Linked DNA regions of Homo sapiens: region 1 is linked to region 2. The links are chromatin loops, found by intact Hi-C in ENCODE. Cell type or tissue: gastrocnemius medialis. All regions are shown on one strand. Each heading gives the region's core, and the rest is flanking DNA. Links, peaks and the distances in the headings are about the cores only.

Region 1 (14,650 bases), core at 6,651-14,650, 150 kb after region 2:
ACAGCGGCACAAGATGGGGTGGTGGAGAAGGCAGGGGCCAGGTGGCGAGCCCTGTAGGCCATGTTCGAGATTTTGGAATTTTATCCCAGAGAGTGTGTATGGCAGTGACGGGTAGGAGGTAGGCATTGCAAGGTTTGACATGAAATAATGATACATCAGAGGAACATTTTTTTTTTAACAGCATGGGCCTGTAATCCCAGCACTCTGGGAGGCAGAGGCAGGAGCATCGCTTGAGGCCAGGAGTTCAAGAGACTGAGGCAGGAGGAATGCTCGAATCCAGGAGGCTGAGGTTTCAGTGAGCCGCGATGGCGCCACTGCACTCCAGCCTGGACAACAGAGTGAGACCCTGTCTCTAAAAAATAAAAAAACGGAGGCTGGGCGCGGTGGCTCACGCCTGTGATCCCAGCACCTTGGGAGGCTGGGGCAGGCAGATCACGAGGTCAGGAGATTGAGACCATCCTGGCTAATACGGTGAAACCCCACCTCTACTAAAAACACAAAAAATTAGCCGGGCATGGTGGCAGGTGCCTGTACTCCCAGCTACTTGGGAGGCTGAGGCAGGAAAATGGCTTGAACCTGGGAGGAGGAGGTTGCAGTGAGCCAAGATCGCGCCACTGCACTCCAGCCTGGGCGACAGAGCAAGACTCCGTCTCAAAAATAAATAAATAAATAATAAATAAAAAACAAAAAATACAAATACAAAAGAAAAACCCAGCAGCCATGCAGCTTTGGGGAAGAGGATAGAAGGGGTGGAGTATGCAGGGAGTTGGGAGCGAAGGGCTGGGTAGGAGAGGGTCCCAGCGGCATCTTCTCCATGGGATGCTGTTTGCAGGGGGCTGCGGGGGGCTGCTGGTTGCGGGTGGGCTGAAGGGGGAGTGGAGGGTGGGGAGAGCCTGGCATCAGTGTCCACAGACTAGAGAGCAGCGAGCAGTGGGAGACGGGCAGGGAAGCCAGGCCTGGCAGCACTAGGTTTGAGGAGCCCAGGGACAGCGTGGAGGAGGCTCCTGGCAGACGTTGGGGGTGAGGGGTGAACGGGAGGGGATGCTGGCCCCGTCCTGTCCCCAGCCCCATCATCCTCCCAGGTGGGAAAGCCGCCTGGAAGCCCACGGTTGTCGTGTGAATCTTTCGCGTGGACTGGGGGGTGATAGGGCAGAGACTTTACATCGGTCGTTCATTTGTCCAGAACTTTGTTGAGCGTCATGTGTCAGAAACGGGGGCGGGGACCTCCATGATAGTAATAATACAGGAATTATGATGGCTGACATTTGCTGAGGCTTCCGGAAGGGTGTCAGAGACTTTAACAGTGTGCTAATCCTCACACCCTCACACACACACCCCAGCCCTGCCTCCCCAATTCCCATCTCCTAGGATTTTACAGAGGAAGAAACTGAGGTCTTCGTAAGCTGGAGTCATCTGGCTATTAAGTCACAGGCTTCAAAACACTCAGGATTGGATTCAAGCCCCAGATTCCAGCACCCAGGCGGGCCTTTCCCCAACCAGGCCCACTGAGCAGTTGCCCGGGAGTACTGCGGAAATGTTTACCACGAGCTTGGTGTCAAACAGCTGGGCGGGCCTGCCTGTGACCACGGCCCACCTGAACTTGCTAACAAGAGTCAGGCGGATGGAAAATGGAACAGAGGCTCAGGGAAGGGACAGAGTTACAAAGCAAAAGACTCCGGTTCAGTCCAGAGCTAGACTTCCTGGGTTTGAATCCCGGTTCTCTTACGAGAGAGACCTGTGACCCCAAGTGAGTTACTCAGAGTCTCTGTGCCACTGTTTCCCATGTGCAAAACGGGAATTATCAAAGGAACTGCCTCATGGGGCTGTTGTGAGGATTAAATCAGAAAGCTCAGCAAAGCATCAGAACAGAGTTTGGCAGGTGGTTTCTGTTTTGTCATTTTGAAACAGGGTCTCTGGCTGTCACTCAGGCTGGAGAGCAGTGGTGCAATCAAGGTTCACTGCAGCCTCCACCTCCTGAGTAGCTGGGACTTCAGGTATTTGCCACTACACCCAGCTAATTTTTAAAACTTTTTGTAGAGAAGGGGGTCTCCCTCTGTTACCCACACTGGTCTTGAATTCCTAGGTTCAATAGATCTTCCTGCCTCAGCCTCCCATAGTGCTAGGATTACAGGCATGAGCCACGGCACCCGGCCAGCTTGGCAGTAGTAAGCACTCATAGGTCCCAGTTCTTGTTCCCACTGAAGAATGAGCAGGTGTCCAGGGGAAATGGCAGGACAGCAGACAGGAAAGCAGGAGACCAGAGGAGAGGCATGGCCGGAGTGCTGGCCCTGGACATACCTCCAGAGCCTTCCAAGTCCTCACGGTGGGGGAGCAGAGACCACGGTGGTGCAGAGCCTGAACCACCGCTGTAGGAGGCCATACTGCCCACCCCACCCAGACTGTTCCCAGGCACTTGGCAGGGCACAGGGGGAGGCAGGGCATCCCGGAACTGCCGGGAAGTGACCCAGGAACACTGTGTCTCCAGGAGCTCCAGGGCCCGGCAAGTCCACCTGGAGGCCAGGCACCTGCAGCTGAGGAGGGCATGGCACGAAGTATTTTAATGTCTTTTAAATACATAGCTGGGATGAGATACCCATTCACATGACCTTTGTCCGTTCCTGCCTGGAGCCACTGAAGTGAGTTAATAAATACTGGAGGAGGTGGGCTGAGCCTGCGGGGGAAGAGCTGTCCCCTGAGGAGGGAGCTCTGGCCCAGGCGGCTTAGGCCATCATGGTCTTCTCTGCTAACAGCATCCCATTTCACTTTCAAAAGTTCTCGTCCTCCCATGCTGAGTTAGGTGGTCACCATAGTTACCTGTAATGACAGGGATGGCCTGACATTCCTGAGGCCATACCTTGTTTTCAGCCACAGCCTGCAGGATTGTCCCCAGCCTTGGGGTCAAACCACCTGTCACATTTTAAGCAAAATGCTCTACAATCCCAAGTGGGGTCCCCAGCCCTGTAGCGGCGGCGCTGCCCGGGTACTCTGCAGAGACGCAGGTTTTCAGGCTGCCCCAGCCCTACTGGTCAGCAACGCAGGCAGGCAGTGATCTGCTTCACAAGCCCCGAGGGGTTCTGATGTGCACTCTGAGTCCTCGTAACTCCAGGGGGAGATGGAAGGGTGCAAGGCCTGATGAGGGGAGGGGAGCACTGCTGGACCAAATGCATAGCGGGGCCTGGCACAACTCCATCAGTCACTATGTAGCCGTGGCTCCTCCTGTGCCTGTTTCCTCATTTGGAAACCGAACACAACAGTGCGTCCGTCGATAGTATTTCAGGACATGTCCTACAGCAAGATGCTACAGACCAGAATCTTGCAAAGTGTGAAGTTCATCAGCCAAGAATGCTAACAGCCTCAGTACCCCACCCTTCACTGGTGGCCTGTGACCCTCTGAAAAATGGCAAGGACTTCCTGGCAGCCCTTGGTAAGGTAGGGCAATGGCACCAGAGTTGGAGAACCACATATAGAAAGCTGAACAGGGCTGCTGTGTCTGAACCTGGTCCCACCGCCCAGGGTTTTTCTTTTGCTAATAAATAATGGTCTCTGACTGCACATGCAGGTGTGCCTGTCGGGGGGGGGGGGAAGGCGGGTGACATCACCCTCTTGTGCATTTCCGGGTCCACAGTAGGAGGCAGGGCAGGCGACCATCGGGAGCATTTATTTCGGGCCAGCTGCTTCACTTACATCATCTCCATGAACTCTCATGGCACCTCTGCTAGGCAGTTATTTTTTTCATTTTTCTCTATAGTTTTGAACACAGCCAGGCAGTTCTTAACCCAATTCATAAATGAAAAGACTGAGGCAGGAAGTGATCTGCCCACGGGGGGCAGGGGTGGAGCTGGGATTCTAATCCAAGTATCTGTGATCCAGAGCATCCTGAGGCGTCTCAGGCGGGGTACAAGGTGGTGGGCCACAGGAGAAAGGGGCACAGTGTCACTGGATAGTGGCACTCGGGACGAATCATGGAACATGATGGAAAACAACTTTTTAGTAAAAAGTAAAGCTTCAAAATGTGGTCTATCCATACAACAGAATATTATTCAGCCTTAGGAAGGAAATTAAAAATGTGAAAAAATGCAGGTGAACATGTGTTTATAAATTTAAAAAAGAAATTCTGATACATACATGGATGAACCTTGACGTATTAAGCAAAATAAGCCAGTCACAGAAAGGCAAATACTGTATGATCCACTTATGCGAGATGCCCGGAATAGTCAAATTCAGAGAGAGGGAAAGTAGAATGCTGGTTGCCAGGGGCCTTGCGGGAGGCAGGAATGGGGAAGTTATGCTTAATGGGGACAGGGTTTGTTTTACTAGTTGAGAGCCCTAGAGAGGGATTCCAGAACACCATGATGGTGATGGTTACCCAATGACCTGAATATATTTACCACCACTGAACAGCACACTTACAAATGGTTAAGATGGTAAATCTCGTGTTACGTGTATTTTGCCACAATTTTAAGACTTGAAGGGAAAAAGGGCTTCAAAGCAGCGGCTGTGGAGCCTGTGATGTTGTGCATTTGCTCCCAGAGGCTCTGCTCTTGCCCTGCCTAGCCTGCTCCAGTCCCCAGTGACCAGCAGAGAAGAACCGCAGGCATGCAGGGGAGCCCGGCTGCTCTCAGCGGCTCTCCAGCTCATCTCGGGATTCGAGGCTGAGGCTTTCTCCTGCTTCTACCTTTCCGGGGAGCCACTGTTCTCACTGATCAGTTGAGGAAATGGAGCCGATGAGGGAGGCCCCTGCTCACATGGCCTCCAGGAGCGTGGGTGGGATTCTAGCCCATGCGTCTCACCTCCCACCTTGTCACCGCACACACGGCACAGCAACCAGCTCCCAGGCGACTCCATCAGATGTGATATTTCCCCAGATTGACCTTTTTAAAAAAATGTATATTAATATATATATTTTTCAGATGGAGTATCACTCTGTCACCCAGGCTGGAGTGCAGTGGCATGATCTCGGCTCATTGCAGCCTCTGCCTCCTGGGCTCAAGCGATTCTCCCACCTCAGCTTCCTGGGTAGCTGGAATTACAGACACACCACCACACCCAGCTAATTTTTGTATTTTTAGTGGAGACGGGGTTTTGCCACGTCGCCCAGGCTGGTCTTAAACTCCTGAGCTCAAGTAATCCGCCCGCCTTGGCCTCCCAGAATGCTAGGATTACATGGGTTGACCTCTTGATGTCACGAGGGGAAAGAGCTCTTCTGATGTATGATTCCTCCTGAATCCTTTATCGAAATGGCTGTGTTCTGATCGCAGGGGGAGGGGATCAGCTGTCTGCAGGGCATGGTGGTGGTAAAGACATCATCAAGCAGAACATTGAATTAAGTCTCATTTATTCTAGGGCAAACTCAAAAGGGTTTTTTTTTTTTCTTTTTTAGCAAATCCTAGCACATTATTAACAAAAAAATCTGTACATTTGCCATGATACACTTGAAAGTGAAACAAATAAGATATAAATACAGATATGGATGTAACATGAAAAAGCCCCCCCCCCCAAAAAAACCCAAAAAACAAAAAAACCCACCCAACCTGGGGGTGTGGGGACCATGCGTGTGAACACAGTGCCAACATAACTATTTTGGTGGCTGATATTTTTTCAGAGCACTTCTTTATTTCCAAACATTATTGTTAGCAAAGTCCTGGTGGGATTCTACAAAGTTCTTATTTGCTGTCCTTTAAAGTGTAACATTACGCTTGATAAATAAAGGGTGGCAGGGAAAGAAAAAGACTGATGAGACAAAGTCAGTTGCATTACCTGCACAGGGTGGTAAGCTAGTGAGGCGCATAGAAAAGGCAGGCCCGTGGCATCGCCGCAGGTCCGGGAAGCACACACAGTGTACTTGAAGGAAGCTGCGTGCCCCGAGGACCGGCTGCACCCTGCCCAGACCCTGGCTGCAGGGGAGGCAGCAGCTTGGAGGAAGCAGGGAGTCAGCCCGCCCAGCCCCGCAGTGGAGCAGCGGGGGTCTTGGGCCCTGGCCAGTCCGGTAGACAGGGAGGCAGAGACAGGCTTAGGTGCTCTGCTCTTTTGTGTTCTGTTTTTCATTGGAACAGGGGCCCTGCAGGGAGGCGGCGGCAAGGCAAGGCAGCTGCAGCTGTCAGGGTCTAGGGGGCGACGGTGGGCTCGGCGCCCTCCCAGTGAGGTGGTGGCGGCATGCGAGTCTCCTCGGCGCGGCGGCAGCAGTTTTCAGATTGAGGCCAAGAGACCTGTGACGTGATTGTATCTCTAAGTCAGGAGACTGAAGACTGGGCGAGTGACATTCAAGGCTAGCCCTTTGTGAGTACTATGAGGACGTCCAGCAATGTTCGAGATCCTTTCTAAGTACACTGGGGACTGGGGTACCTTCTGGGAGTCAAAGAGCTCAAGGAGAAAGGTCTTTCTAACTGCATTAGGAATAAAGAAACTCATGGATAACCTAGCCCGACGCACATTCCTGCAACAAAGGGGTCAACAAGAGACTCCCTAATTCACTTGTAGAGTGTAAAAAAGAAATACCATTAATGACATATTAATAAACAAACAGTACTTATCAACAAAAGACCTGGTCCTGCTATATTTTGAGCCAAAGCTCGTCAGTAATACCCAACCCCTTGAAACGCGTCCCTCAAGTTCCCTAAACAGCAGCAGTGAGGTACCACACATGTGTAGGGTGCACGCACAAACACACACAACACCACACACACACACACACACACACACACACACACACACACGTCAGCACCCTGGCTTTACTGTTCCTATGCACTATGGGGCCTTCATTTTCAGCCCATGTTTCCAAATCAACATCAGTCTTTCCCAGCTTCCTGCATCCAATGCAGAGGGTCAGGGCAGAGGGGTCTGTGGAAATGATGTTAAGAATCACGTGCTCTGGCACCCAGCCTCTGCTTTCAGTCCTAGCAGTTGCAGTGGGCTCTGCACTGCAATAGCAAATACGTTATTAGAATTAATCTCAAAAGAAGCATTTTCCTTATGGAAAAATCAGTTCAATTTATAGGATCTAATACAACAGTAAGAGACAATAGAAGTCCTCATGATTGCATTAAGAATTTCCATTTGGCTTAAGAATTTTACTCAGAATTTATTTAACCAGACTCCAAACCTCTAGTTACTTTTATTGGAGTAATTAGGCTCTAAAGGTGTTTTTAAAAAGGGGGCCTAGTGGTTCGCTGAGGAGGAAGAGAGACTCTAAATGTGTGTTCTTTTTAAGTGTGTTTCTAATCCTGTTTTTCTGCAATCTGCTACACCTCATAATTACTTTTTTCCTTAAACAGTGACTATTTCATCAACAGACATTCAAGGAACTACTTCAGTTTATAAAATTAAAAAAAATTGTGATATCCAGTCTCTCTAGGCTTTTCTTGGCTCTTAATCCCACATTAAACTGAGAAGTCAGAACTAAGATGGTAAAGATGCCATTTACCAGATTAACTGAGACCATGTTAGAACTGAACGGCTTAGGCAGAACTTTGAGGGGAGGAAACAAGTTGGTGCTCAATCTGAATCACCGTGTAGCCCAGAGATGAGGGTCTTGGCAGAGCCCCCATGACAACAGTGTTCCCAAGGATCTCAGCAGTAAAGATGAAAGACTTCTTCTTTATCTTCTGTGCTTCATGAACTGCCATCTCAGGCATCCCTAAATGATGCCATACATTTATCTTATTTTTGTGTCCAGATTTAAACTTGAAGAATTCCTTTGCATGGAAGCTCTGGGGTAGGGACCTTGTCGGTGGAGTCGATTAGGGAGAGCTGGAAGGAGACTGTCAGGGTGCACTCCCAATTCTACGCTGAAAGCCAGGGCAGTCGGCCTCCAGTCTGGATATGACAAGCAAAATTCCCAGCGTTTGTTAAAAGGCCATCTTCAGACTGTTCTTGCCAAGACTTGATTCCCATTTTTAGTAGGTCTCAGAACACAACTTAAAGATATATCACCTTTCGTGGTGTCAGCTGTGAAAGGGGCCCCACACAGACCATACGCACAAGAAAATAGGCTAAGGAGGAAGAACACAAAGTAACACCCCACCCCACCCCCAAATATGTTATTAACTGAAAAAAAAAATGCTACTTTCTACCAAGTAGTGGCTAGAGCGCTCTGATTTTTAAAAACTGCACCCCACACACAGGGTTTCGCCATCTCAGCAGGCTGTACAAGACATGTTTCAGTATGGCTCTTTTCTGTTCTTATTCCTTTTGTTTTGTATGAAGACTGCAATACAGGCCTTGCTTCCTTTACATTCAATACCAGTAAGATTCTACAGAAAAGCTGGAAGGGACCAAAATACTGATTGTAATAAATATTTGTGGGCCTCCTTGTACTGACTGGGCAGCCGATGAAGGGGGTGGGGAAAGGTCTCTGAGAGGCACCACCGATTGCTTCTAGGTCTACACAAGAGACAGGTACTGCCATTAGCTGTGCGTGGAGACATCGGAGGAGGAGCTGCTGTTGCTGTTGGTGGTCTGGGCCCTCTTTATGTATAAGTTTAGTAGCTTCATCTGAAAAGAGAAGATGAAACTGAATTAGCAGGAAGAAAAGCAATCAGAAAGTAGAAAACAGCAAAAAGAATCCCAGGTGACAGTAAGGAAACAGCAAGTCCCTTAGTTCCCTTGGTTGAGGAATTCATTATAAAAACATGTTCTGAGTGCCTGCTGCCCATCCAATGCATCTGCCAGGTGCTAGGGCCACAGAGGGAGGGAGGAGGCCAGAGTCCAGAGGAGAGGGAAAAGCCGTGGGCAATTACAAGACCACCACCAGGTGTCACAACTAGGTGGGCCGCAGCAGCTCATGGAGGAAGGGATACGGGGGCAGGGCCATTCATCTCAAGCACGACTGCAGCCCAAAGGCTCCATCAGAGCCAGGGAAAAAGCAGGGTGAGAACCCCGCTCCACAGGGGGGAAGTGGCTGGGCCAAGGTCAGAGGGCAAATCCTCTAACCTTCACACCTTTAGCCTCTTGAGTAGCTGGGACTACAGGCATGTGACACCACGCCTGACAGTACTTTAAATGTAAATGGATTAAACTCTTCAATCAAAAGACAGAAATGGGCAGAATGGATAAACATGTGATCCAATTATATGCTGTCTATAAGAAATTCACTTTAGATCCAAAGACATAAATGGATTGAAAATGAAAGGATATAAAAAGATATTCCATGAAACAGTAATCAAAGGGAGCAAGGCTGGCTATACTAATATCAGACAAAACAGAGTTGACATCAAAAAAGCTTCTGGAGATAAGACTTCGATACTCCACCCTCAATAATGGATAAAAGAACCAGACAGATGATAAGCAAGCAAATAGAGGACTTAACCTGATAAACCAACTTGATCTAACAGATGTATATGAAACTCAACAACAGAACACACATTCTTCTCAAGGGACACATTAAGTTTCAAATCTATTGAAATTTAATTTGTGATTTAACATATGGTTTATCATAGGATTTAACATATGATTGAACATAGACCATATGTTCAATCACAAATTAAGTTTAAATAGATTTAAAAAGATACCAAAGCATCTTCTCCAACCATAATGGGATGAAATAAATCAATAATAGAAGGAAAACGAAAAAAAATCATAAATTTATAAAAATTGAGTTAACATATTCTTAAACAACCAATGAGTAAAGAAGAGATCATAAGGTAAACTAGAAGACATATTTAAAAAAAGAATTTTTTTTTTTTTTGAGACAGGGTCTCACTCGGAGGCCCAGGCTGGAGTGCAGTGGCACAACCTCAGCTCACTGCAGCCTTGACCTTCCAGGATCAGGTGATCCTCCCACCTTAGCTTCCTGACTAGCTGGGACCAGAGGTGCACACCACCATGCCCAGCTAATTTTGTATTTTGTATGATGGGGCTTTGCCATGTTGACCAGGCTAGTCTTGAACTCGTGGGCTCAAGCAATCCTCCTGCCTCGGCCTCCCAAAGTGCTGGGATTACTAGCGTGAGCCACCGCACCTAGCCTTAGAAAACATCTTGAGACAAATGAAAATGATAAGACAATTTTTGGGGATGCAGCAAAAACAGTGCTGAAGAGGGAAATTTAGAGTTATAAATGCTTACATTAAAAAAGAAAGCTCTCTAATCAACAACCTAAACTTTTATCTTAAGGAACTAGAAAAAAGAACTACATCTAAAGCTAGCAGGAGAAAACAATAAAGATTAGAGCAGAGATAAACAAAATAGAGAACAGAAAAATAGAGAAAATTGGCTGGGCATGGTCACGCCTATAATCTCAGCAATGTAGGAGGCTGAGGTGGGAGAATCGTTTGAAACCAGTTCAAGACCAGACTGGCAACATAGCGAGACCCTATCTCTACAAAAAATTTAAAAATTAGCTGGGATTATGTGTGCCTGTAATCCCAGCTACTTGGGGAGGGGCTGAGATGGGAGGATGGCTTGAGTCCAGGAGGTCAAGGGTGCCAGTGAGTCATGATTGTGCCACCGCACTCCAGCCTGAGTGACCAAAAATTAATTAATTAATTTATGCATGCACAGACATGGTCTTGCTGTTGCCCAGGCTGGTTTGGAGCTTCTGGCCTCAAGTGACCCTGCCAAAGTGCTAGAATTACAGGCGTGAGCCACCCACTCCTGGACCAGTCAAATAATTTTCAACAAGCATGCCAAGACCGTTTAATAGGGAAAGGATCATCTTTTTAACAGATAAGAAATCGCCATCAGGTTATTTATTTTCAACAAATGAGATACCCATCCTCATCTCATAGAGGACGGCTATTAGAAATAATGAGAAATAAATTAGAAAAGTGAAAAATAAAAACAGAAAATAACAAGTGTTGGTGAGGATGTGGGGAAATTAGAACCCTTGTGCACTGTTGGTCAGAACGTAAAATGGTGCAATCTCTGTGGAAAACAGCAGGGAGGTTCCCTGAAACATTAAGGACTTGAACAGGTGCACCAGTGTTCATAGCAGCATTATTCACAAGAGCCAGAAGGTGGAAGCAACCCAGGGTCTATCAACAGATGAGCAGATAAACAAACCATGCAATCTACACACAATGGACATTCAGTCTTGAAAAGGAAGGAAATTCTGACAAATGCTGCAACATGGATAAGCCCTGAGGACATTATGCTAAGTGAAATAAGCCAGCCACAAAGGACACATACGATGTAATTCCACTTATATGAGACACCTGGGGTAGTCAAATTCATGGAGACAGAAAGTAGAAAGGTGGATGCCAGGGGTTGGGAAAGAAGGAAATAGGAAATTATTGTTTAATGGGTGCAAAGGTTCAGTTTTGCAAAATGAAAAAAGTTTCGAAGATGGATGGTAGTGATGGTTATACAACAATATGAACCACACACTTAAAAATAGTTACAATGGGTCGGATGAGGTGGCTCACACCTGTAATCCCAGCATTTTGGGAGGTGGGTGGATCACTTGAGGTCGAGAGTTCGAGACCAGCCTGACCAACATGGTGAAACCCCATCTCAACTAAAAATACAAAAACTAGCTGGGCGTGGTGGCAGGCGCCTATAATCCCAGCTACTCAGGAGGCTGAAGCAGGACAATCGTTTGAACCTGGTAGGCGGAGGTTGCAGTGAGCCAAGATCACGTCACCGCACTTCAGCCTGGGTGACAGAGTGAGACTCTATCTCAAAAAAAAACAGTTACAATGGTAAATTTTATTATACCACAATAAAAAGACTGGAGGGGGGGAAAAAGAAAAGAATGCTTGTTCAAGGTCATAAAACTCGTAAGTGGGGAACAGAGACCAGAAGGCAAGCTGACCCCAAAGCTAGTGTTGCTGCCCTAGCAACATGGCATCTCTCCAAATGTACTACAGAGGTTCCTTCCCTTCATCAGACCTCTTCGTACAGAAGATATCTCTTCCTGGTATCACTTATTTTTTTTCTTAAAAAAAAACCTTTTTTTTTGAGACAGAGTTTCGCTCTGTCACCCAGGCTGGAGTGCAGTGGTGCGTTCTTGGCTCACTGCAACCTCCACCTCCCAGGTTCAAGCGATTCTCCTGCCTCGGCCTCCTGAGTAGCTGGGATTACAGACATGTGCCACCACACCCACTTAATTTTGTATTTGTAGTAGAGATGGGGTTTCACCATGTTGGTGAGGCTGGTCTTGAACTCCTGACCTCAGATGATCCGCCCGCCTCGGCCTCCCAAAGTGCTGGGATTACAGGTATGAGCCGTGCCCAGCCTTCATTTATTAACTTCATTTAAGCAAAAGGAGAGCGTGTTCCCATAGGCCTGTAACACTGGAACACAGGGAGCCATGACTTGATTCTCTTTGTTTCTAGTCAAGGAAATTGAGACAGACTTAGCACCAGGTTCTGCCTGCCAGCTACCATCTGGTTGAGGAAGGGAGGGAGTTTGTATTAGGAGATGTGTACCTGAGTCTACAAAGTTCATATGAACATACCAGAGCTATTACATGAAAAAAAATTTAGGCCAGACACGGTGGCTCACACCTGCAATCCCAGCACTTTGGGAAGCCAAGGCAGGAGGATCACCTGAGGTCAGGAGTTCGAGACCAGCCTGGCCAACCAGGCAAAACCCCGTGTTGACTAAAAATACAAAAACTTAACCAGGCGTGGTGGCGCACGCCTGTAATCCCAGCTACTCGGGAGGCTGAGGCAGGAGAATAGCTTGAACCTGGGAGACAGAGGTTGTCTGTGCCACTGCACTCCAGCCTGGGTGACAGAGCGAGGCTCCATATAAAAATAATAACAATAAAAAACTTAACGGCTGGATGAACTGGGCTACGAAAGCAGAAAGATGTGAAGGCCAGTCTCTCCAAACCCCTGAGGAACTAAGGTTGTAACTGGGGGAGGGAAGGCGCTGGCTCCCGGTCAGGAATGTGGGTTCTGGACCCAAAGCTTCACCAAGAGTGGCAGCAGCGGGTCAATTGCCAAATGGGGAGGAGAAAACACCTGGATTTTCTGTCCCTTATCCAAAGGTTCAAATGAGTTGATGGGACAACTCTCTTACTCAAGAAAAGTAAAAAGTGCCAGACAAAACCAAGGTGTGACTCATGTTCTTTTTGGATGAATTTTCCATTTTATAAATGTAATTCCCTTTGTGAATTGTATCATTGAAGGTCCTCCTGGTCAGCAGGAATCACCTACAAATCCCTGATGGAGGTAGGAGAGCTGGGGGGACTTTTGCTCTGTATCTTTCAGATAATTAGGAAGGGGATCTGATGAGGAGCCTGTGCAGCAGTAGGGCAAGGAGAAGGAACTGGAGAACAGAATAAGGTCACCCCCAAACCATGCACTGCACACCTGCCTCATACACCTCTTCCAGCCTATCTGCTGATTCCTGTTTACAAAAAGAGGACAGTGTCTCCTCTGGACCACCGGTTCTCAACCAGGGGTGATTCTGCCCCCCAGAGGGCATCTGGCCAGGTGTGAGACAGCAGTGATGGGTGCTATTGGCACATGTCGGTATAGACGGTGGTGGTCAGAGATGCTGCTTAAACTTCCTACCACACACAGGGCAGCCCACCTCAACAAGGTGGCCCAGAGTGTCAACAGAGCCAAGGTAGAGAAACTCTGCTCTGAACACCCCAGCCAGAGCTTTGCTTCCCCAGAACTCTGGAGAAACAAGGCTCTGGCTGTTAATGCTCACCAGCTGTATCAAAGCAACAGCTCAATCTGAAATGATGAAATGGGCCCCACTTGCCAATTCCTCCTCTCATAAGAGCAGGCGCTTCTGGTTTCATGTTTTCCACTGGCTTCGTTTGATAGAGTGGTTTGTATAAAAAGGTGGGGATTTTAAACTCCACAGAGATGCGCTTTCTCCACAGGCAGGTCCTGAGGCCCCAGGCCCAGCTGGCCTCCTCTCTGGGAACCAAGGCCTCACCCCTTCACCATGCCTCTCCTGCCACAGCATAAGGCCGGGTTTTTAATCTGCTCTCACCAGCCTAGCATGTCACATTTGAGTTTGTTGTTGTTGTTGTTGTTTTAATTAAAACCAATAAGCAGTCTAGCCACTCTCATTTTCAGTGACATCCATTTTGGTCCATTTTCTTCCCCTGATTCCAGACACCCTTAAAGGAACATTAGAGGCAGCAGTGTGAGTAAGAAGTCTGCCTCCTGGAGTCAGGTCTGTGCCGTGGGGCACGTTAAGGGGGATGACCATGCCCACAGGGATGTTGCCGTAAACATGAGTCAACGCATGCAAAGTGCGTAGGGCTGCCCTGTAGGCTCAAGGTGAGAGCCAGCTGTTGCCACCACTGATGCCCATGAGGGACTCAGCTCTGATTCAGCAACTGCTAAGCAAGCAGGTAAATTTCTTTAGTGTTTCCATGAAAAATCGGATGGTTTCTAATTAAAGTTGTTTTTCTTTTGGAAATAAACCAGCAGCTCAAAATCAGCATTTCATAAACAGGAGTTAAGGCAGACTATGTTGTGTAATGTCAGTCTTACCTTAAACTGATTTCACTGTATAGTTCATTTTTATATTTAGAAAAATCCTCTTGGAGAAATAAGGCCCAGCTAAAACACAATGAACAAAACCTGTCTGGAATCCAGAGCTGCAGTCAAATGGATTTATGACAAGCTGGCAGAGCCCAGGTGTGCGTATCAGCCCAGGTAACACTATACATACCTTGCTCCCTGTGAGCTGTGCAAGGTGAGGTTTCAGGTCTTCTCCGATTACGGAATAAATTGCCACTAAG
Region 2 (15,618 bases), core at 3,802-11,801:
AGGTGTCTGTGGACAGCAAAGAGGAACAACTGCACTTCTGTTCTCTGGGTGCCCCCCTTACACCTCACTGCCCAGCCTCCGCCAGTCATTGACCCTCAACCTGCCCTCGAGAGCCTTGTGCATGGGCCGGGCCCTGCACCAGGCACTCCGGCTGCAAGGAGTGCAGACATGCAGCTCCTACCCTCAAGACCCCAGTTCCAGTTGAGGAGGCAAGGCTGCTCCCTCATTCACTCAGCATTTATTGGCCCACAGGTTTGGGAACCTGATTTGGGGGACTAATAACCAGGGCTGGGCACAGTGGCTCATGCCTGTAATCCCAGCACCTTGGGAGGCCGAGGCAGGTAGTTCACTTGAGGTCAGGAGTTCGAGACCAGTCTGGCCAATATGGTGAAATCCTGTCTCTACTAAAAATACAAAAAATTAGCCAGGTGTGGTGGCAGGTGCCTGTAATCCCACCTACTCGGGAGGCTGAGGCAGGAGAATCGCCTGAACCTGGGAGGTGGAGGTTGCAGTGAGCTGAGATGGCGCCATTACACTCCAGCCTGGGTCACAAGAGTGAGACTCTCCCTAAAAAAATAAAATAAGAAAACTAATAACCATTTGTATAGGTTGCTTAGTGAGCATGGACATGGAGCAAAGAGAGCTGGATCTCAAAACTGCCAGGCTGATCAGCAGGGGGATTGCACCTGTGAATAGAATGGCCACTGCACTCCAGCCTGGGTGACATAGTGAGACCATCTCTTAAAAAAATTAAAAATAGGCCGGGCGCGGTAGCTCACGCCTGTAATCCCAGCATTTGGGGAGGCTAAGTCGGGCGGATCACGAGGTCAGGAGATCGAGACCATCCTGGCTAACACAGTGAAAACCCGTCTCTACTAAAAATATGAAAAATTAGCCGGGCATGGTGTCAGGCACCTGTAGTCCCAGCTACTCGGGAGGCTGAGGCAGGAGAATGGAGTGAACCCAGGAGGCGGAGCTTGCAGTGAGCCAAGATGGCACCACTGCACTCTAGCCTGGGCGACAGAGCAAGACTCTGTCTCAAAAAAATAAATAAATAAAAATAAATAAATAAATGATTAAAAGAAGCGCTGGATAAACCGAGAGCCATGTTGCCAATGGGTTCAGCGTTCTGAACATGCACCGGCTGGAAAGTCTCTCCCCATGGGCATTGCGGGCGTGGGCACTGCCAGTGTTTGCCTTTGTGACCCTCCCTTTCCGAGTGACAGTAGCAGAGACATTCCTTCATCTAATGTTGCAGCAAGCAGGAAGACGTTTGGCTTCAGATACTAGGACAGCCTGTTCCGTGATGCTTATTGATGCATGGTAACAAGATGGCTGCTGCCCCTCCAGGACTCACAGACACATTCCAGGCAGGAAATGAAGTAAAGGGGCCAAAAAATTTCTTGTCAAAACTTTGCTCTTCCCTGGGGGCTTTTGCCTAACTCCTGGTGTCCAGAATTGTATCACGTGTCTACTCCTAGCCTCAAGAGAGATTGGGCAGTGGAGTCATTTCGTGTTCTAGGTCTGTAGTAGAGAAAGGCAAGGAGAAGTGGCAGTGGGTGGGAGGCTGGGCAAACAACCAGCAGTGTCTGTCACAGATAAGACAAGTGATAACTTTCACCCAGGGTACAGCAGAGCCTTGCTGGGCTGGGAGCTGCTGTGTCTTCTCCAAGGGACTTCGTAGTAAGTGGTCAGAATCTGGGCTGCTTCTGGCATTAATAAGTCTTTGTTACGGGTTCCTGTTAGGGAACCCGGAAACTTAAGACCCCTTCTCCGTGCAAGTGCCCTGCTTGGTCTGGGAGAGCGTGCTGACCATATGGCAGTCTGCCCTCTCCAAGCCAATCCCAGGGCTCTTCAAGAATGGGTGCTTCTGGGCCGGGCGTGGTGGCTCACGCCTGTATTCCCAGCACCTTGGGAGGCCGAGACCGGTGGATCACGATGTCAGAAGATCGAGACCAGCCTGGCCAACATGGTGAAACCCTGTCTCTACTAAAAATACAAAAATTAACTGGGCACGTGCCTGGAGTCCCAGCTACTCAAGAGGCTAAGGCAGGAGAATCGCTTAAACCCGGGAGGTGGAGGTTGCAGTGAGCCGAGCACCACTGCACTCCAACCTGGGTGACAGAGCGAGACTCCATCTCAAAAAAAAAGAAAAGAAAAGAAAAAAAAGAATGGGTGCTTCTGGTCCTAGTGCCAGTGTTTGACGCCTCAGCCTGCAGTGCCCTGCTCTCCACTCTGCTTATGCATGGGCACCCACCCTTCCCATGCACCTAGGCCCACCTTCTCCAGGAAGCCCTCCAGGATGGCTCTACTCTCTAAACTCCCTTCTTGCAACCCCTCAAAACTCTGCCCCTCCTCAAGAGTCAGGCAGCCAGACCTTCCTCTCCCCCACTCCCCTCTGCCCCAAGTCTCACCTTCACAAGCCTTCCTAAATAGAGCATGAGTTGTGAACACAACCCAAGGCCCCACAGCAGAAACTGTCACTGCCCCACATGTCACTTGCCCTGATTAGCTGGTATTTTCTTCAATGTCTACCAAGGCGCAGACTGAACCAGGCCAAGGCTGCCCCTGACCAGCTCCCTGTGCCTGCCCCCATGTAGCCTGTGAGGTCCACGTCAGCCTGAGTCTTTAGTGCTTTCTCTTCCACTTCAAGTTTGGGGAGGCCCCCTGTAAGACACCCACAGTGCAGGGCCAGCCATCCCTCTGGCCGGATACCCAGAACGAGCCCCTGCTGGGCAGCCCCAGCAGACCAGGAGAAAACCCTGTTTACAGGCGTGTTAGCCCAGAGCCCACCAGGCAGAGTGGAGAGGCATTCAAAGGGGTCAGAGGGACACCGTGAAGTTGCACGGAGAGCAGAGGTCAGCGTCAGCATGGGGAGCTGGGTCTCAGGAAAGACGGGGAGGAGTAGTGCCCTGTGATTAACAGCCTTTGTAAAACCTGCCACAAGTCCCTCTCCTAATGGGTGGTCACTCTGCCCTCACACACCTGCAGAACTCCTGCTGGGCACACCCTGCACACATCGTGACGTCCTTGGTACAAGGGGCAGCCTCTCCTGCCTCCGTGCTCAATCTAATTGCCCCCCGCCTTGCCCCATCCCAAGCAAATCTTTGACATCCCTGATTAAATGACCTCAAACTCAGATTCTCAAATTAAAGCAGCAATTCCCAAAAATGTTTTCCTTGGCACACTGGTGTCCCTGAGTTAATGGAGGGCCAGAGGGAATACATTTGGTAACTGTTGGATAAAATAGGATGTAACAACCTTTTTCACTGCAGACCTTCTCAGAGCCTTCAGTATGCTCCTGTGTGGAGTGGCTCTGACAGGAAACTACCATGTACAGCATTTCCCAAACTTATTTGGACACTGACTGTGAAATACAAAGAATATCCATAGACCACAGTTTGGAAAACTCTAAAACAGGTAATACACTTATTCATTCATTCACGTATTCATCCAACAAATATGTGTTTGGCCCTGTGCTGGGCACTGGGGTGGGGCAGTAATTGAAGCAGATGTTGTCCTGCCCTCATGAGCTTACCTTCCACTGGGGGGACAGACCTAATGCCACTTTCTTTCCTTTTTTGTTTTTTTGTTTGTTTTTTCTTTTCTTTTCTTTTCTTTCTTTTTTTTTTTTTTTTTTTTTTGAGACGGAGTCTCGCTCTGTCGCCCAGGCTGGAGTGCAGTGGTGCTATCTCAGCTCACTGCAAGCTCCACCTCCCAGGTTCATGCCATTCTCCTGCCTCAGCCTCCCGAGTAGATGGGACTACAGGCACCTGCCACCACGCCCGGCTAATTTTTTGTTGTTGTATTTTTAGTAGAGATGGGGTTTCACCGTGTTAGCCAGAATGGTCTTGATCTCCTGGCCTCGTGATCCGCCCGTCTCCGCCCCCCAAAGTGCTGGGATTACAGCCTGTTTGTTTTTCTTTTTTTCTTTTTATTATACTTTAAGTCCTAGGGTACATGTGCACAACGTGCAGGTTTGTTACATATGTATACATGTGCCATGTTGGTGTGCTGCACCCATTAACTCGTCATTTACATTAGGTATATCTCCTAATGCTATTCCTCCCCTCTCTCCTCACCCCACAACAGGCCCCATGCAGCTATAAAAAATGATGAGTTCATGTCCTTTGTAGGGACATGGATGAAGCTGGAAACCATCATTCTCAGCAAACTATCGCAAGGACAAAAAACCAAACACTGCATGTTCTCACTCATAGGTAGGAATTGAACAATGAGAACACTTGGACACAGGAAGGGGAACATCACACACCGGGGCCTGTTTGGTTTTTTTTAATGCCACTTTCTTTCATTCATTTACACACTCAATAAATATTGAGTGTTCCGAAGTTCCCAACCCAGTGCCAGACCCTGGAGACAGAATTGAATCGGCTGTGATTGCTGCCCTCAGGAATTTTTAATTAACTAATCTAAGAGACTGTTTCTCTGGAGTAAGGCATAAGTGGCCTGGTTTTTTGCAAAGGAAGCTCCCTTTGCAAACACAAGCCATCCTTCCCCTTTCATTCCTGGGTTAGCCCATCCCTCACACCATAAACCAGGTTGAATTTGGGGTCAAGTTCAACCCTTCATGTGCTGTGAAGGTATTCCACTGGTCTGGGGACAGTGTGGCGGGGGTCTGGCATCCGGCCCTAGGAGCAGCCACAGCAGTGAGGGAGCATTGACCCATGTCATCCCAGGGACCTGATAGCGTTTCCTGCTGCACAGCACCCAAGCCTGGCCTGCAGGCTCTGGGCATCTCTGTAATCCCTTCCAGCAAGATTCAGATGCCTCCAAGCAAGAACCTGCTGCAGGCCGGGCTCCCTGGAAGCAGACTCTGCTTTAGATTAGCATCCGGGACTGTCACTGGGAAGCACTCTGGGACTCCATGTTGGGGTGGGGGATGAAGGTGGGATTGAGTGGAGGGAGAAGTTGGGTTGTGAAGCAGCCTCAGTGGAGGCCTCAGTTGATGCCACAGGCAGCTCTGGAGCTGGCATTGCCCTGAGTTGTCCCAGGTTGGGGCAAGAGACCAAGCCTTTATATCTGCGCATGAGGCTCTTCCACACAGGCACGGGCATCCTCTGAGGAAGAAGATGGCCCTGGGCAATGAAGCTCCCCTCGGCCAAGGCAATTCCTGGAAAGGCTGATGGGCAGCCTCCCAGCAGCTGTGGACTAAGTCCCTCAGTCCTGAAGCAGGACTGGGATGGCTTGTTCCAGCGTCCCCCACAAATGCCGACAGCAAGAGGCAGTCTGGCTAGGGGGAATAGCAACCCTAAAGCTGGTTTTCTCTAAAGCTTTAGAGCCTAGTCCCAACTCCCCACTCCAGCTTACCCCTGGGCAAGCAGCTCTGCCTCTTAGAGGAGCCTCCATTTGCTCAAACCTTGCAGGCTTTAGTGAGGTTAATCATGTCACAGCATTAAGTGAAAGGCTTCCTGGAGGAGGTGACACCTGAGCTGAGTCATGAAAGGAAGTGAAAGGTAGGTGTTGACCCCACAAAGAGGGGAAAGTTGCCCCAGGCAGAGGAGGACACCTGTTGGGACCAGAGGCCTGAGCAGGCTCAAGAGAAGCACCAGCGACTCAGTGTAGCTGCTGTGGAGAGGGAGGGGTGCTTAAGAGATGAGGCAGGATGATGGGCAGGGGCAGATCACAGAGGGCTGGAGGGTCAGGAGAGGGGAGGCTGGCCTCATTCTGCCCTCAGAGGAATCTGCCTTCTATCCTAGTGGCTTCCGGCTTCCATTTGTATGACGCTCACACAAGTTAGGGATGCTCTCAGTGGCTTACTTGTATAAGCTCATTTAACCTTAACAACACTGTTAGGAGGTATGGACTCTTACCAGTTCCATTTTACAGATGAGAACACTGAGGCACGGAGAGGCTCAGTCAGTTGTCCAAGGTCACACAGCTTGTAAGTGGAGCCCAGGCTGTCTGACACCAGAGCACACACTCCTAACCTCTACATTGTTCATCACAGGGGCACCTTTGGGTGGCCCAGGGCTGTGTCCTCTCACCACCCTGATTCTGCTTGACCCAGCCAGGTAGAGCCCTGTGGACGGGGCCCGCCAAACCAAAGCCTTCAAACCCTCCAAACCCTCAAACCCTCAAAGGCAGCTTGTCTTCCAGGGACAATGCCACTGACGCCAAGCCCCAGGGGTTGGGCTATGGGCCAGGGACATGGTTTGGCTCCAGAACATCACAGAGCAATTTGCAACACCTTCCAAATGCAATTGGAGCAGCCAAGAGAGGCAGGTGAGGTGCAGCCCTTACGTGCACCTCAGGTGTATGGCTGGGTGTCGGGTTACCCCAAGGGCAGAGGAAAAGCCTTGGCAGGAGATGAGGGCTGCAGCCAGACCCCTGTCCCCTGCCCACACACCCACATTCCCTCCTGCCTTACGCATTGCTCAGACCCCCACACCCAGTGTAGCCCGGCAGTCCTAGCTACGACCTCCTGCAGCCCCAGCTGCAGCTCCCGCCTCTCACCTCCTTAGCCCCAGTAATTCCACGTGCAGGGGTCTCCTTCCCAACTGGTGTACACTCAGGAGGGGAACACCCATCACCTGCGGCACGCTGGGCTCTGGGGCATAACTCTGGAGGGCTTAAAGACCTCACGTAAGACTACAACGCTTCCCAAGGCTCTGCTGCACGCTAGGTGCCGACTTTGGGGCTTATCTTCCTCATAGCCTCGGCAAACATCAACTGAACACACCTGTGTGCCGTTGGCCTGGGCAGGAGCATTGAGGTGAATCGGGCCCAGGCCTGCTCTCAAGGCACTCACTGGTAAGCACGGGCCTCCTCGCAGCTGGGGGAAATAGTGCCCGGGAGCCATGGGCCTTACCCACAAAGAGACTTAGGGGCCAGTGAGTGATGGAACCAGGCTTGCGTTGGGCCCGCTTTGGGCAAAACACCTCCCATCCCACCTGGAGCTCCTGCCACAATCTACAAGACAGGAGGCAGCCAGACACAGTGGCTCATGCCTATAATCCCAGCACTTTGGGAGGCCGAGGCAGGCGAATCACCTGAGGTCAGGAGTTTCACCCTGGCCAACATGGTGAAACCCCGTCTCTACTAAAAATACAAAAATTAGCTGGGCGTGGTGTCAGGCACCTGTGATCCCAGCTACTCGGGAGGCTGCAGCAGGAGAGTCGCTTGAACCCTGGAGGCGGAGGTTGCAGTGAGCCAAGCTCGTGCCACTGCACTCCAGCCTGGGCGACAGGGTGAGATTCGGTCACCTAAAAAAAAAAAAAAAAGACAGGAGGCTCAGAGAGGACCGCATCTTGCCTGAGCTCACAAGCCAGCCACGGCTGAATTCAAACCGAGCTGTGAATAACTCCGAGTCCACGTGCCCCGGGAACACCAAGCTGAGAGGAGAACAGTGCTGGAACAAGAGACCAGCTCGGGGGTGACACGGAAGGAGCAGGCCTTGGAGAAGAGTGGTGACTCACTGGGACACTTCGTGGTTACAAAACAGGCCAGGCTCCTGCCAGACACTCACACTCGGTTACTTTTCTTTTAATTCCTTCCCTGCCCTTCCACTCCCTGTTCCCTGGGCACAGTAAGTACATTCTGTTCTTCCTGAACTTCTCACTGAACAGGGCAACTCGATTCTTCTCCCATGGACTGAGGGCCCTTGGCCGACTGGAATCACGGGTGCCAGGCCAGGGCATCAGGAAGGACACAAGAGGGACCAGCCTGTTCTGGCCAGCCTGCCAATCTGCCGGCTCCCCAGTGCTTTGGGGTCAAGTTCAACCCTCAACTAAGTCCCAGGCCTTTGAGATGAGCTTACTCTGCAATCTCGTGTCCCCTACCCCTCTCGGGTACCAGCACGGAAGTGCTGACCAACCCTGCATACTCACTGGCCACCCCACACCCCCGGCCTGCCCACGCCACACCTCACCAGTGTTGACCAGAGGAGTTCCTCAAAATAAAATCCAAATTAGCTAATAGTGTTATTGCAATTTCCTAACATGAATTATGGTACTGCGGTTATGTTAAAGGGTGTCCACATTTTTAGGAAACACTCACTGAAATATTCAGAGGTAAAAGGGCTTCCTGTCTGCAACTTACTCTGAAATATTTTAGAAAAAAATGTATTAAGAGAATGAGAGAGAGGGCCGGGTACGGTGGCTCACGCCTGTAATCCCAGCACTTTGGGAGGCCAAGGTGGGCGGATCACAAGGTCAGGAGATCGAGACCATCCTGGAACACAGAGAAACCCCGTCTCTACTAAAAATACAAAAAATTAGCCGGGCGTGGTGGCGGACGCCTATAGTCCCAGCTACTCGGGAGGCTGAGGCAGGAGAATGGCGTGAACCTGGCAGGCGGAGCTTGCAGTGAGCCGAGATAGCGCCACTGCACTCCAGCCTGGGCGACAGAGTGAGACTCTGAATAAAAAAAAAAAGAGAGAGAATGAGAGAGAGATGGGGAGAAAAAGCAACTGTGGTAAAACATGAACATTTTAAGGAGTTCGAATTGTATCAGAAATAATTTGTACTATTTTGGTAACTTTTCTGTAAGTTTGAAATTATTTCTAAAATTTACAGCTGGGTGTGGTGGCTCATGCATGCCCCCGCTTTGGAAAGCTGAGGAGGGAGAGATCCCTTGAGCCCAGGAGCTGGAGGTTACAGTGACCTGTGACCGCACTCCAGCCCGGGTGAGAGAGCGAGACCCCGTCTCTAAAAAATATAAAATTAAAATTAAGTTACAAAAACTTGGGAGGAAAATAAATTTTAAAACCCCACTAACCTCAAGCCTCATCTCCAGGAAGTGCCCCAGACCCCTGAGGCTGGGATGAGGGGTCCTATGGTGTTGTGACAACTATCTTGGTTTTCGCCCACAGTTCCTGGCTCATAACCCCCACAGCCATCGTTACAGGCTTGGGTTATGGTGTTGGGTGTCTAAGGCCTCAGGGGCAGGCCCTTGACCTTCTCCTGCCCTCCCTTCACGCCTGTGTCCCCTGCCTTTCTGACTGTGGGTCTTAAGACCACAGTCTTACCCTGGGGGAAGGAATGCTGATGTCATGAGGCTTCCATAAAAACCCAAGAGGACAGGGTTCAGGGAGCTTCCAGGCAGTTGAACACATGGAGAACGCTGGAGGGTGGTGCCCCAGGGCAGGCATGGAACCCCCACACCCCTCCGCCATACCCTGCCCTATGCGTCTCTTCACCTGTATCCTTTGCAATATCCTTTATAATAAAACAGTAAACGTAAGTGTCTCCCTGAGTTTTGTGAGCCGCTCCAGCAAATTACTCAAACCCAAAGAGGGGGTCATGGGAACCCCAACTTGAAGTCAGTATGTCAGAAGTTCCGGAGGCCTGGACTTGTGACTGGTGGAGGTGGGGGGCAGGGGCAGTCTTGGGGACTGAGCCCTCCACTTGTGGGGTCTCACACTATCTCCAGGTAGGGAGTCAGAATTCGAGGACCCCCAGCTGGAGTCCGCTGCTTGGTGTGTGGAAAACCCCCGCACATCTGATCACAGAAGTATTCTGTGTTGATGATTGTTGAAGAGAGTTTTCTCCACACGGTTCCCTTCCAGACATGCCCCATCCCCTCACCACTGCATGCCCCCATCACACCTTGTCTCCATGTCCTGTTTGCTTGCCACTTTAGGAGTGAGTGCCCTGGAGGATGGGACAGTGTCTCCTTCCGATCTGTGATCTGGGTGATACGACACCTCTAGCTCTGTGCTCAGTTCTCTACAGCAAGACATGGACCCAGGCAGCACTGGGTGCCAGGTGCCACTCTAGGCCTGGAGAATGCAGTGATGGAGATTCACCCAGCCCCCACCTAGTGCAGCTGACCTTCCAGGAGAACCTGGAGCTGGGGACAGGAAGAAGGTCAAAGCTGGGGCTGCAGGCCTCCTTCCCATGGTGTCTCCTACACTGCAGTCCAGCCATTTCCCACTCCTTCCGGGGCTCCACATAGCCGAGGGCTCCACTTGTGGCTTGCTGTCATCCCCCCCAGCCTCTTGCCTCACACGTGCCCTCCGTGACTTCATCTGACACAGAGACCCTGACCCGCCTGAGCCCTGGCCTTCCCTCTCAGCATGTTTCCAGCTGCCAGTGGGCCAGGCGACAGGGAAGGGATGGCTTTGAGGCCTCAAGGCTCTGGCCGGTGGGCCTTGGGGTGGGGCAGGGTGTGGCACTCCAGGGAGGCTGGCCAGGATGAGCATTGCGGCTGTGGGCTCCTGCAGCTCCTGAGCCGCTGTGTGTTGCTGTAGAGTCCTGAACTCAGAGCTAGCAGTGCCGTGGGGACCCTGCTGTGCAGGCTTACAGTTGCCCTCATTGCTCCAGTGGCTCTGTGTGCGTCTCTGCTCCCTGCCTTTGAAGGACCTTGCAACTTGCCTAAGACAGGGTGCAAAGTGTGAAGAAATGGGGGGCCAGACCGAGTTGTCAAAGAACGCTTCAGCAGAGGGAGACTTCAGCTGAGCCTTGAAGGAGGAGGGAGAGGCAGGCAGATGGAGCACATTCCAGGCAGAAGACTTCCCCAATCGATGAAGGATGTCCTGGAGAAATGCTCAGCGTGCCCTGGCCACAGTGAGAAGACGACTGATTCGTGAGCTCCGGTATCAACAGAAGATGCTGTTTCAGACCCAAGAGGCTGAGCAGATGGCAGAATGGCAGCCTCCAGCAGGGACACAGGGCCAGGATCTATTCTCGAGTTGCTACCAGAGAGCCGGGGCTGGAGGGCCCTCCCTGCTTCCTTTGAAAGACACCCATGCCCCTGGTCTGGAGGGAAGTTACCTGGGCCCTCTGCCCCCAGTACGATGTGACATTCTAGCTACCCAGTGGCTATGATTAAAGGCCAAGAATGAGCTCAGCCATGGAACTCAGTGGTGGCCCCTGCTACCACCTCCACCCTGCCAGGACTGTCTTCCCCCAGTCACACACCTCACCCCCAAAACACAGGATCTCTTTTCTTCCCTGCGGTCATAGCCAAGATCAGCTACAGGCAAGATGCTCTGCTCAGTGCACTTGGGGCCTCCCACCCTGCTGGCTGTTGGCAAAAGGCGCTTTCAGAGGCTCCTCATGCAAGGATTAGGAGCCAAAGCTGGGAGGAAGGAAGGTGAGTCAGACAGACCTGTGTTCCAAGTCTGACCCTCCATGATTTTTGACCTTGAGTGAGCCTTAGAATTCAATCACCTCCTTGGCAGAAATGGACATAAAGATATCTGCACTGCAAAGTCACTCATGAGCATGAGTCCTAACGCACCCCAGATGCCCGGCCTGGTGCCCGGCACAGGGAGCCTCCAGACAGATGGCAGCCATTCCTCATTTTCAGAGGATTTGTTGTGTTCCCAGGTTGGTTGTTTTCCATAATTATCTTCACCAGCCAGGAGTCCCTTGAGCCAAGGATGGTGTCTTGCTTGTGCCTGGGCTCCAGGGCTAAGCACTGCTCCTGGTACATGGGAAGTGCCTGGTATCTGTGCATGAGTGTCCTTACAGGCCAGAGTGTCACCCACCTTCAGATCTGCATTGGGGCAATTTCTAGGGGAGCCTGACTCTGCTGGTCTCTGCCTGATCCTGCCTGGGAACTGGCTGGGAACAGTCTTGGCTTTGCCCTGCCCTGGACCCCTTGCTGGGCCCTGGATCCCTGTGGATGACTTCTCCAGGCTTCACCCCAGGCTCTACCTCCCATTCAGCAGGAGCTGAAAAAGAAAAAAGAAAACAGTCTATGGGAGTCAGAGCCAGAGTCTCCCTGCTAGATCAGCTTGAACTTTGAGTCCACTTTCTCTTCAAGAGGGAAAGAATGAATGAAAGGGACAGATGAAGGAGGAAGGTAGAAGTAGGTGAAGCACAGAACTGGCCTCCCAAGTGCATCTGCAATAGAGGGGCAGGGATGGTCACCAGAAGGTGCCATCTCTGGAGAGGGGTGAGCACCCCTTCCTGGGAGGTGGCCTGAGTGCTGACACAGAGCTGACCAGCCGGGAGGTGTGTACATGGCACCTACATGGACACAGTCTCTGGACAACCTGTAGATCTGCAGCCAGTCCCAAAGCAAGGGAGCAGGAGTAGGTGTCAAGGATGGAGTACGTTCTGCAGGGAGCCCAGCAGCAGGAAGTGGGACCATGCTGGGCGCACCCCTGATAACTTACCTTCCTTCTCCTCTGCTTCCTCATCTGAAAATGAGTGTAATAACACCCACCTTGCAAAGCCATCATGAGGGTTTTCTGGGAGAATGGATATAAAGCACCTAGCAGGCCAGGCGCAGTGGCTCACGTCTGTAATCCCAGCACTTTGGGAGGCTGGGGCAGGTGGATCACCTGAGGTCAGGAGTTTGTGACCAGCCTAGCCAACATGGTGAAACCCCGTCTCTACTAAAAATACAAAAAAAAAAAAAAAAATTAGCCGGGTGTGGTGGTGCACGCTTGCAGTCCCAGGGGAGTGTCAAGCACCACTGCTGGGGCAAGCTGGGGGCCATGAGGGCCATGAGGGCCAGGGAAGGGTTCATTACCCCACTTGGGCTCGGAGGAGGTCAGCAGGGTACCCTGAGGCAGGAACGAGAGAACTGAAGAATGAAAGCCAGAAGGCAGCACAGTCAAGGTGGCATTGGATGCATCTGGGAGGGATCAAGGAGGGAAGGCAGTCCCAAGCAGGAGAGCCATGTGATCGAGCCTTCCCATGCCAGTGCGGTGCCTTGCGCTGTTTATGAGTCAGTGCACTGAAACCAGGCAACCATCCTGGGGAGGCAGGAATAATTATCCTTACTCAATGGACTCAGAAGTGAGGCCCAGGGAAGTGGTTGAGGGGAGATCCACCAGAGTCCCTCCTTGCACCAGCTGGCCCAGGTGTGAGCTGAAAGGCCTCATGGCTGGGCAGCTGAGTGCTGCCTCCTAAGGCTGGCTCATAGGGCTGGGCATCAGGTGGCAGGAGGCCAGAAAGGCAAAGGTCCACTTCTGTTCCCACCTATTGTGAGGCCTCCTCATTTTTCTGAGCTCTCAGCCAGAGTGGCTTTGATGGGGAAGGACAATGGGGAGGCCATTCTGGCCCCTGCCTGGCGTGACTGCCTGGCTCTGCAGTGGAGTTGGGCTCCCAGGGGAGGATGCTGCATCACCTGCTCGTGCCGGCACTAGGAACAGGGACTCACAATTAAGTGTCACCAACACCAGTTTGTTGGTGAACCTGGAAGACAGGCCGGTGGGTAAAGAGAGAAGGCAGAAGGTGCCCTGGATCCAAAGGCGCTGCCCGCTCCAGCTGGTGGCACTCCAAGGGCAGGTCCTTCCTCTGAAGGGTGACACACTTCATTTCCTGAGCGTTTCTGCCTCTTTTTTTAAGCCTGTCCTATTTTGAAATGTAATACACATATGGAAAAGGGCACAAAACAAGCACACAGCTCAATGACTTATCACAAAGCAAAGCCCCAAGAAGTCACCACCCAGCTCCAGAAATAACACATTTTGGTCTTCCAGAACCTGGCTGGCCTTCCCTTCCCCAGAGCTAACCACTCCGCTGACATTCATGCTAATCGCGTGCTTGCCTTTCCATATGACTACCACCTCGGCGTCCTTAGCAGCTGCAGAGGCTGTTCCATCACATTTTGCGTTCTCTCTGGTTCCTTTCCATCGCTCTCCTGTCAGATACACATCCATATTGTGTGGGGCTATCATGCGCTGGTTACTGGAACTTCTTCACTGATGTTTACATCCAGAGTGTTGGTGAGGCTTTTCTGGAGCCCACTGGCTGCCTCCAGTCCCAGCCCTGGCACGTCCTCACTGCAGGGCACTGAGCAAGTTCCTGAACCTCCTACCCTTGAGGAATGTTGGTCATCAGCTGCTCTCCAGGATCTCCCAGTGTTCCCTGACACAGAGCTCCTAAAGCCCTTAGAATTTCCTGGGTGATGGGAGCATCTTTTGTTCCAACGAGGTGACTCTTGGGGGACTTCTGGACAGGGCTGGTCACCAGAAAGACCAAGCCCTGATTAGAAGCTTGGCGTTTTCAGCCCTAGGGCCATCCTCCAGGGAGGAAAGAGGAACTTGAGATTGAGTTAATAATCAACCACACCTACACAATGAAGCCTCCATAAACATCCCTGAGGGCCCGGCACAGTGGCTCACACCCGTAATCCCAGCACTTTGGGAGGCCGAAGCGGGTGCATCACCTGTGGTCAGGAGTTCAAGACCAGCCTGGCCAACATGGTGAAACCCCATCTCTACTAAAAATACAAAAATTAGCCCAGTGTGGTGGCGCATGCCTGTAATCCCAGCTACTCAGGAGGCTGAAGCAGGAGAATTGCTTGAACTCGGGAGGTGGAGGTTGCCACGAGCTGAGATCGCGCCATTGCACTCCAGCCTGGCGACAGAGTGAGACTCCATCTTGAAAAACAACAAAAAACAAACAAAAAAAACACATCCCTAAGGCACGAGGGTTAGAGCTTTTGGGTTGGTGAGCACCAACTCCAGGGGGACAGAAGCTCCTGCCCTTGGGACGATTCCGGGCCTTGCTCTATGTACTTTTAAAAATCTGGCTGTGATCTGTGTCCATTATCATACTCTTTATCAGAGGATAAACTAGTAAATCTAAGCTTCTCTGAGTTCTGTGAACCATAATAGCAAATTATTGAACTTGAGGATGGAATGGTGGGAACCCGCATTTTATGGCCAAGTTACACAGAACTATGGGTAAGGGCCAGACGCAGTGGCTCACACCTATAATCTCAGCACTTTGGAAGGCTGAGGTGGGCAGATTACTTGAGTCCAGGAGTTCAAGAGCAGCCTGGGCAACAATGGTGAAACTCCATCTCTACAAAAAATACAAAAATGTGCTAGGCATGGTGGCACATGCCTACAGTCCCAGCTGCTTGGGCAGCTGAGGCAGAAGAATCACTTGAACCCAGGAGGTAAAGGTTGCAGTGAGCCAAGTCGTGCCACAGCACCGCAGCCTGAGTGACAGAGTGAGACTCTATCTTCAAAATTTTTTTTTTTTTAAAAAAAAGGCTGGGCACGGTGGCTCATGCCTATAATCCCAGCACTTTGGGAGGCCGAGGTGGGGAGATCACAAGGTCAAGAGTACGAGACCAGCCTGGCCAACATGGTGAAACCCTGTCTCTACTAAAAATACAAAAATTAGCCGGGCATGGTGGCGCGCGCCTATAGTCCCGGCTACTTAGGAGGCTGAGGCAAGAGAATTGCTTGAACCCAGGAGGCAGAGGTTGCAGTGAGCCGAGAGTGTGCCACTGCACTCCAGACTGTGCACTCCAGACAGAGTAAGACTCTGTCTCAAAAAGAAACAAACAAACAAACAAAGCGAAGTAAGGGTAAGCTGGGACCCACTACTTCCAGTTGACATCTGATGGGTTCCTTCTTAGCCTGATGGGCCACCAAGTCACCGGATGCCCTTAAGCATGTTGCTTCCTTTCTGCGGGCCTCAGTTTCCCCAGCAGCTACAGCAGAAGAGGTTAGAGCAGCTCTGAGCTTTCCCACCGTGGTCCACACAGCCCTGGGTCCTCAGTTCCGCCCATGCCAATCTGGCCCTTCAGAGCAGCTCTTGGTTCTGAATGTGCTGCTACATTCTATTTCCTTCAAAGCAGGTTTGGCATGGCAAGTTTGAAGACCACAGGCCTGGATTTCCAGGGTTCCCTGCAGCGTTGATTCTCTAGGCCTGCGTGACTTGGAGTCTGGCTGGAATTCAG

What was found. A loop is a pair of places that touch in the nucleus more often than their neighbours do. Peaks named below come from ENCODE experiments on the same cell type or tissue, not always from the same donor. Only the 100,000 strongest peaks of a DNase experiment are listed, where the experiment ranks them.
Region 1: a loop joins it to region 2, with 3 times the contacts of the local background. A loop is called at or near these places in 3 of 110 quality-filtered maps.

Annotation. Positions count from the first base shown.
Region 1 is chr2:121,332,458-121,347,107 of GRCh38, forward strand. It overlaps CLASP1 (cytoplasmic linker associated protein 1), which reads right to left. Exons shown (of 41, transcript NM_001395891.1): 40 at 14,581-14,650; 41 at 5,319-8,490. The coding sequence ends at 8,404. Among named protein-coding and RNA genes, the nearest start is that of TFCP2L1, 55 kb to the left of the region's middle. RefSeq lists a silencer at 1,831-2,020 and enhancers at 1,882-2,815, 4,144-4,729. In gastrocnemius medialis, for the core only: no CTCF peak of the experiment used is centred there; DNase peaks (open chromatin) are centred at 10,914, 12,886, 13,634 and 14,110; H3K27ac peaks cover 2,649 bases.
Region 2 is chr2:121,190,094-121,205,711 of GRCh38, forward strand. No RefSeq gene overlaps it. Among named protein-coding and RNA genes, the nearest start is that of TFCP2L1, 87 kb to the right of the region's middle. RefSeq lists enhancers at 6,884-7,782, 9,628-10,129, 10,130-10,629. In gastrocnemius medialis, for the core only: no CTCF peak of the experiment used is centred there; DNase peaks (open chromatin) are centred at 6,218, 6,904 and 7,388; H3K27ac peaks cover 5,299 bases.